Regions from separate parts of the Homo sapiens genome. Here region 2 is linked to region 1. Evidence: read pairs that join two places in POLR2A ChIA-PET (ENCODE). Cell type or tissue: PC-9. All regions are shown on one strand. Links, peaks and the distances in the headings refer to the core of each region. The heading gives the core; the rest is flanking DNA. Region 1 has its middle 170 kb from the start of SVIL. Region 2 overlaps SVIL (supervillin).

Region 1 (4,393 bases), core at 227-4,226:
GGACCAGAACCCAGGTAGTTGGATTCTGGTGAACAGCGTTAACTATTAAGCTAGGCTATCTTTGTACTGCAGGAGTGACCCACCTCTGACATTTCAGGAGTTCTATTCCCACTTAAATTGGTTTACTAAACGTTGCTTAAAAATAACCTTTGTTTCAGAGGGCAATTCAATAAAACAGGAATTTCAAGGCTGAGTCTGTGAGGTTTACAAATTAGTGTGTTGATTCAGAGTATGGGTCATTGTTTCTCTGTAGCATTAGTAACAATATTGATGTTTTAGAGTTTTTTCTCCAGAACCAAAAACCCTTCACAAATTGCTCTGTTTATTAGAGCAAAATTTGCCTTCTGAATCACTTCTAATTGGCTAAACAATTACATAGAACCATCTGAGAGCTTCCCAGAATGTTTCTGTTTGAGGCTGAACCCATGAGCAGCTCTCTTCCAATGAAGTTGGCTCCGTGGGGAAGGAACTGGCCTTGTCTCAACCCCCAGACTCAGGGGATCCTTCCTTCTTGCTCCCATTCTTGTAGCCACAGCTCCTGAGTGCAGTGCGGGTCAGGCCCTCTTCAAGGGATTCGTGTGAGTTCATCCTGGCAGGAGCCCTCTGAGGTTGGTACTATCAATCCTAATTTCTCAGATGGGGAAACTGAGGCATGGAACAATTAAGGAACTTTCCCACAGCTGCAGACCTCATGGGCAGCAAGGCCAGGGGTTGACCGAGTGGTCTGGCCTGGGATCTAGGGCTCCCCACCCTGCCTCACCCCTGTCCCCTGCCCCTGTTTCCAGGGACCTGCTGGAGGTCTCCTGGGATAAGGTGACATTGCCTCTCTCTTCCACGGCCCCCAATCATCTTCCTTCTTGTGTTTCGCACGGACCTTCCTCCCCTGAGGCTGAATATGGGATTCCTGTGAGATTTTCTCAGCATGAGGGCCTCGGAGAAGATATGGACCACAAAAAGTGTGGACAGTAAACTGATGTCCCTGCAGAATGCACCCAGCAAGCTTCTTCCCTTCCTAGACCTTTCAGAGAGTCCCAAAATGTTTCTTTTGGCATTATGCTTAATTTGGGGTCAAAATTGAGAGACACTAGGGTAAAAGCGGCTTTCTCTGATTATCATGGTTAGGCAATGCCTATGGCATTGACAGTAGGGTGATTTTTTTATCCTGCCCCTCAAATCTTGGCATGCTGTAGAACTCTGATGAAATTTAATATCAAGGGAAGCCTTGAAGCAGAAAACTAGGTTATTAAAGGGCAGCCTTGGGGTGGTGTGGCAGACACTGTGACATGCCTTCTATATCTCCCTTCATGGACAGACTTGTTGCCCCCACCACTGGGCATGCTGGTGGCTGGGTGTCAGCTGTCAGCTGCCCCAACTCAGGACTCATCTTAGCTGAAGAGCGGCTTTACCCTAAACCACAGAGGGATACAGGCCTGACCAGCTTGGTCCAACACTGGAGAACATTCTAGCTCCAGGGCTCCCCACAGGGCTGCCCAAGGCCATCATCAGATTTCATCACAGTTTGACTTCTCCCTCGCACTCTCCTGCCTTCTGTCTCCCTGCCACGGGAGTTGATCTCAAGCACACGCCTCAGACACATGCTACACACTAAACTCTGCTTCAGAGGCCACCACTCCAAGGGCATGAAGCATTGGGACAGCCCCAGTGGTGACAGGCAGTGTATTAGTCCGTTTTCACGCTGTTGATAAAGACATATCTGAGAGTGGGTAATTTATAAAGAAAAAGAGGTTTAATTGACTCACAGTCCCACATGGCTGGGGAGGCCTCACAATCATGGCAGAAGGTGAAAGGCACATCTTACATGGTGGCAGACAAGGGAGAAAATGAGACCCAAGCAAAAGGGGAAACCTCTTATAAAAATCAGATCTCAAGAGACTTACTCACTACCACAAGAACAGTATGGGGGAAACTGCCCCCATATTCAATTATCTCCCACTGGGTCCCTCCCACAACACTTGGGAATTATGGAAGTTACAATTCAAGGTGAGATTTGGGTGAGGACGCAGCCAAACCTTATCAGGCAGGATGTGTGAAGTAGGTAGCAGCCAGCGCTACCACAGGTGGGTGGGTGTGTGGGTTTTTCTCTCTGCAGGGATGCTCTGCTGAGAGGGAGGATGGGGACCTAAATCCAGCCTGTTCTCCACTAACCACATGCTGAGCCCTGTGTGGGGGCTGCACCTGCCAGGAGAAAGCACGCCTTTTGCAATTGCACCACAATACTGTACAAACTCTCACAGTCCTGGCAGCAGCCCTCCTGTCTTTGCTTTGGAGAAATAGTGAGAAGCTTAAGAGAAGTGAATTTTCTCAGATTCCCTGTGGCCTTTCTGGTTCCAGCCCCTGCAGCATGCAGCACAGGGAAGTGCAGCTGTAGCCTAGTTGTTTTTGCTTCACTGGATACCCTGGGCCCCAGGGCAAAGAGCCAACATATTATGCCCTCTGAGTCACAGAATCAAAACAGGATTCTCTGTTTCCAGAACTTAGTCATGGTGGCACTGAGGACATTTAAGGAAGACAAACATTAAGCGTCACATTGTATATCCTCAAAAGCTCTCTGCTTCTTGCATTTTTATTTGACTCCAGAGTATTTCCTCACTTTTCTGTACCCAACTGTACCCTCTGGCACCAACCAGAGACTTTGAAACCCTCAGTTTCAGCCATCATCAGTGAGGACAGAGGACGTCTGAAACCCAGACCATTTCCTGAGCTGCAATCACAAAGTTCTTTATATAATTACATATGTGGCACTGACTTCAGTTTCTATCATTGAGAGCTTCTTCCATGAGACTCAAACCACTGGTCACAGGTAAGCAAAAAGAAATGCATTTCCTTTGCCAACAACAGCTGCCTATGCCCACCTAATAATCACTTCTAGTTGAAGATTACCTTCTGGTAACTCTCCAGACAGACCCCAGGAAGCAGTTGGTTGGAGAGGAACCCTTCAAGTTGAAACTGGGTTTCAGCGTGTCCAGATGACTCATGTAAATACACAAGCTCTGAGGCATCTCCCCGACCCCCAACAAAAATCTCCTCAATCACTCAGTTTGCTTTCCACTCATTTCCTGCCCCTTTCCCTTCCTCTACTTCCTCTTTTTCTACTTCTTTCGCCTTCTTTCCCCATTCTGACAGAGGAAGACTGATCAAAGCTTTGTTTGTTATTTATTTATACACAGTCGTGTTCTAGAAGGGCTTCTTGAAAGAGTGCATAAAACTCAACTAGGTTGTATAAGGGTAAAGTAGGTCAAAAGGAAAAGGACAAACACGTGCTATAAAAATGCATGGCCCAGGAATAAGACAAAGAATGACCAATACAAGCCAAGCCAAGCTCTGGTGCTCCATGTTTCTGTGAGCCAGAGGCACGTTACAGCTGTGGATGAGCACCTCTGTGATTGGTTTCCCTTCCTCTGCCGATCACGTCATCGTCCAATGCCATGGCTGTAAACACTGTTTGCACTGATGACTCTTATAGCCAAGACTGTACCCATTATTTAGAAATCTAATGACAGATGTTATTAAGGGCTGCAAGGCACCCTATGAAAAGGCTACACTTACCACATTCCCTTGCAACCGTGTAATTAAGTTCTGAACAATGACATGTCAGACAGCATGTAAAGAAGGCTCCTCACTCACACCTGTAAGCCCTGCACTTTGAGAGGCCAAGGCAGGCAAATCTCTTGAGCTCAGGAGTTCGAGACCAGCCTGGGCAACATAGCAAAACCTCATCTCTACAAAAAATACAAGAATTAGCCAGGTGTGGTGGTGTGCACCTGTAGTCTTGGCTACTTAGGGGGCTGAGGCAGCAGGATCACTTGAGCCCATGAGGTCAAGGCTGCAGTGAGCTGTGTTCACAACACTGCACTCCAGCCTGGGCAACAGAGGAAAACCCTGTCTTCAAAAAAAAAAAAGAAAAAAAAAGAAGGCTCTTCAAAGGGACCTGCAGCTGCAGCTTTGATCCTTGCCACAGTCTTCCTACTACCTGGGATGTGGAATTAATGATAAAAGCTCCATAGTCCCTACTTACTGGACCATGGGTAACCTTAAGGGTGGCAGACACATGCTGAGGATGATAAAGCTAAAAGACAAGTGCCTGCTTCCTTGCCAATACTGGACCCCCCCCCCCACCCCATATCAGCCCCTACTTGCCTAGCTCCAGATTTTCATTAAGTGGAAAAGAAGAAAAACCTGGGCTTATGTAAATCACTGATATTTAGGATTGTTTGTTATGTGTAGCCATCTGTATTAATCTGTTTTCACCCTGCTGATAAAGACATAACTGAGACTGGGAAGAAAAAGAGGTTTAATTGGACTTACAGTTCCACTTGGCTGGGGAGGCCTCAGAATCATGGTGGGAGGCAAAAGGCACTTCTTGCATGGCAGT
Region 2 (4,393 bases), core at 311-4,310, 270 kb after region 1:
CTTTCTTGATTGACAAACCTTTTACTTGACCTTTTGCTTTTCCCTTCTCACCAACTCACATAGGACTGGCCAGTGAGGGGCAGTAGTGAGCACCCAGCCAGGCCCTGGGCTCCTTTCCATAGCTGGACTCGCTAGCCGGCGTCCCATCTGCTCAGCTTCCCACTGCTCCCAGCCCTTCCAGCCTCCTTGCTTTCATATCTCCTCATCTCTAAACCAGTAGTTAATTTTCAACAGTTAAATTTAGGGCATGTGGTTTTAAAAGCAAACAAAACCCCCTATCATTTCATTTTTAAGACTGGGGGCAGGGAGAGGCGGAAGGAGTCAGAATGAGTAAGTCATGGAAGGACAAAGCTCCACACACAGAGTTTCTGACAGTCACTTTGTTCTTGGCTGAGGACAACATTCAGATTGTCTCTGATCAGGAGCACGCATTCCACAGGAGAACTGGAACCGCGCTTCAGTCTCCTTTTGATTAACAAACGTTTTAAGTATGAAAACCTCCAACACTGGCTCATCTCTGGGAAAAATAACAACTAAGAATGTTTTCTTTCCCTGAGTTGTTCATAGTTACCACCTCTATGTGCGTCTGTGTGGATTGTCCTTTAATGACACATATATAGATACACTGCCTCGTACGTTAAAAAAAATATATAGGAGTTTTTATCAAATTTAGCAGGGTGCACTTGTCATTAAATAAACTATTCTTTTCCATACAGTGCACATCATAAATAATTACTTTTGCCAATTAAGCTTAAGTAAACAGTCTAAATTCCTCTCCCCGCAAGAAATCCCTTTTCCCACTCCAAAAGCCCTCTTTGCTTTTTAAAGCTGAGCCCTAATCAGTTTTCCATTCTCAAGTAGTTGGAATTGTGTCTCCTTTCCCACTACATGGTACTTCAAAAACCAAAAATAAGAACTAGATAACACTATTAAACATTTACTCTTTGCTAAGCACTAAGCCACGTGCTTTGCAAATATCACATTACATTATGTCACTATTATTTCCATTTAAAAGGTAAAGCAACTGAGGCTTACTAAGGGCAGGTGAGTTGCCCAACACTACACAGCTCAACCTGACTGAGCCAGGATCTGAGCAGAGGTCTCTTCCAACCCCACAGCCAGAGCTCTTGGTTTCTTTGTTTTGCAGTAATGGAAAAAGGTCTGTAGCTTTTGAAAAGGATGTCAGTTTTGCTCTCAGATATTTGAATAACTTTAGAAACAACTGGAGCAATCTCTCTTTATTTTTATTTTATTTTTGTTTTTTAGGGACAGAGCCTCTCTCTGTTGCCTATGCTGGAGTGTAGCTGTACAATCATAGCTCACTGCAGCCTCAAACTCCTGGATTCAAGTGGGCCTCCTGCCTCAGCCTCCTAAGTAGCTGGGACTACAGGCACACGCCACTGCACCTAGATATTGTTTTTTACTTTTGTAGAGACAAGATCTCACTATGTTGCCCAAACTGGTCTCAAACTCCTGGCCTCAAATGATCCTCCTGCCCAGGCCTCCCAAAAGGTTGTGATCACAGGCATGAGCCCCAGGGCCCGGCCTCTCTTTTGGGATTCATTTTTAACTAAGAGCATAACAGCAGGACAGGGGGATGGTGGTGGGAAATGTTCACTTCATTAGTTCTGTCAGCAACTATCTTTTCTCTAACATTCTTTTGGTGCTAGAATTATTCATAATGATGCCCAGACTGGCCACATGCCTTCTGAATGAATGAATATACTCTGCATTGCATGAAAAAGCTTGTGAATGTCTAGTTGAGTGCTTTAAAAGAGAGGTGATTGTTGTATCTTGAACTAAATAAAAAGCATAAATAATCGTGAGTGCTCTTACATTTTCAGACGACAATGAAATTACAGCGTTTGGTCAATAGGTGTCTGTATGCCAGGAACCTTCCCCCACAGTCCGTGTTCTGGGCGTGTACATGAGGAAAGCTTACTGATTCAAGGGACCAGGCTCATTATGCCCTAATGCATGCTGGTGGTGGATATTAACGCATTTTTCTGTGGCTTCTGGGTATTTATTTAGTCAGAAGGGACCCATTCTCCCCCAGGATAGCATCTGACCCCTGCCAGCTTTTACAGGGGTAGAGTTAGTTTTGCACCTCCTGGGCATACATATGCAAATTGGAAACTCAACTCAGGATCATCTGACAAGTAGTTGACATTAGACACCAAAATGCTTTTTCACAAGTTATTCTCTCTCAGGTCAGTTTCCATTCACTGGTAATCTGTGATCTACGCATGCTTTCCTCCTGTGAGGCCGTTACTGCACTTTGCAACTTAAATCCTTTTTCTTTCTTAAAGAGTTAAAGTTAGAGAAAAATTGGTGAAAGAGGAAAGTGCTCGAAACAGCCCTGAACTCGCCTCAGAGTCCGTAACTCAGAGGAGACACCAGCCAGCGCCAGTCCATTACGTGTCATTTCAGTCTGAGCACTCAGCCTTTGATAGGGTCCCCAGCAAGGCAGCAGGCTCTACACGACAGCCAATCCGTGGCTATGTCCAACCCGCAGATACCGGTCACACCGCCAAGCTAGTGACGCCAGAAACCCCAGAAAATGCATCTGAGTGTAGCTGGGTAGCATCAGCCACCCAGAATGTCCCCAAACCTCCCAGCTTGACGGTTCTAGAAGGTGACGGAAGGGATAGCCCAGTTCTCCATGTCTGCGAGTCAAAAGCAGAAGAAGAAGAAGGGGAAGGAGAAGGAGAAGAAAAAGAAGAAGATGTGTGCTTCACTGAAGCTCTCGAGCAAAGCAAGAAAACCCTACTGGCTTTGGAGGGTGATGGGCTAGTGAGAAGCCCAGAAGATCCCTCTAGAAATGAGGACTTTGGTAAGCCTGCTGTGAGCACAGTCACCTTAGAGCATCAGAAGGAACTGGAAAACGTGGCACAACCCCCTCAAGCTCCGCACCAGCCCACTGAGAGGACAGGCAGGAGCGAGATGGTTCTCTACATTCAAAGTGAGCCTGTGTCCCAAGACGCCAAACCAACTGGTCACAACAGGGAAGCCTCGAAAAAGCGCAAGGTCCGTACCCGCTCTCTGTCAGATTTCACAGGCCCCCCTCAGCTCCAGGCCTTGAAGTATAAGGACCCAGCTTCCAGGAGAGAGCTGGAGCTGCCCAGCTCCAAGACCGAAGGGCCTTATGGGGAGATCAGCATGCTGGACACAAAAGTCTCTGTCGCCCAGCTCCGAAGTGCGTTCCTGGCATCTGCCAACGCCTGCAGGAGACCTGAACTGTAGGTGATGCTTCACACGCCCTCCAGCTGTGTCACTTGCACGTCCCTGGCAGAATGATTCACTCCTCGACCTGTGTTGTGTTCTGCATTGAATCATATTAGCTTAGCTCACAAGTGCGTGCAGGGCGACTATGCGGAAAATGGCTCAAAAACTACCACTCTGCTTCTGCCTACTAATGGGGAACTAGTGGATTGGGTGTCTGGAATGTCTCCTTCCTTACGTGCATGGTAGAGGCATGAAGAGGGGTTTGGTGGTGTCTGTCCCTTGACTCACGGAGATGCATAATCCTTTGCCATCTTCTCTTTCTCTGTCTTCGTTTGCCTTCCTTATACTCTCTGCCCTTTGATTCTCAAAGCAAATCACGGGTGGAGAGGTCGGCTGAAGGACCTGGCTTGCCCACCGGTGTGGAACGGGAGAGAGGGTCCCGGAAACCAAGACGCTATTTTTCTCCTGGTGAAAGTAGAAAAACTTCCGAGAGATTTAGAACCCAACCTATAACTTCAGCAGAACGAAAGGAATCGGATAGGTAGGCATGCGTATGCGCAGTTTCCTCATCCAGGAACGTGGCAATGACACAGGAGTTTTACCACACTGACGGTCTTGACGCTATTTATATAGGATGTTGGCGATTCCATAATTGTTCCATCTAACCTATAAGCGTTATTTATTTGGCTTATTTAAAAGTCTTTTTAAAGAATATTAGCCTTTACAGCGGTATTATGATACATACACAATTTTACATTGCATTCAGATGATAAGAAGTAAGAAACATTATTTTTCTTTATTTAATGGTTTTAATGTTTTTTACCCCTTGTTAAATTAGACTCCAGATTGCATATTCACCAGATTTTACAGTGAAAATAACTGAGGAATTTTATATTCATTTTATAAATGTCCATCTACTTGTTGTATTTGAGTTTTATACTGAAGTGTCATATACTATTGCATAGAAATGGTAAGATTTGTCTGGAAAATTGTCATCAGTGGTGTTTAACAAGTTGTTCTTGTGCCTGGTCTCTCTCCACGGGGTGTGTACTTGGCTGGGATTGTGTGCACACACGCTCCACAGTGTTGCTTCACAACTGTATGTGTGTTTTCACAACTAGAATTGCTACCAGGAGGTTATTTCTTAAAAGAATTTAATTGCATTTTT

The links. Peaks named below come from ENCODE experiments on the same cell type or tissue, not always from the same donor. Only the 100,000 strongest peaks of a DNase experiment are listed, where the experiment ranks them.
Region 2: POLR2A ChIA-PET joins it to region 1 with 5 read pairs; 2 of 35 experiments call an interaction of 5 or more read pairs at or near these places.

The regions. Positions count from the first base shown.
Region 1 is chr10:29,802,409-29,806,801 of GRCh38, reverse strand. No RefSeq gene overlaps it. Among named protein-coding and RNA genes, the nearest start is that of SVIL, 170 kb to the right of the region's middle. In PC-9, for the core only: no CTCF peak of the experiment used is centred there; DNase peaks (open chromatin) are centred at 2,401 and 2,971; H3K4me3 peaks cover 938 bases; H3K27ac peaks cover 4,000 bases.
Region 2 is chr10:29,531,375-29,535,767 of GRCh38, reverse strand. SVIL (supervillin) reads left to right here. Exons shown (of 38, transcript NM_021738.3): 8 at 2,310-3,239; 9 at 3,596-3,766. Among named protein-coding and RNA genes, the nearest start is that of MIR604, 12 kb to the left of the region's middle. In PC-9, for the core only: no CTCF peak of the experiment used is centred there; no DNase peak of the experiment used is centred there; H3K27ac peaks cover 82 bases.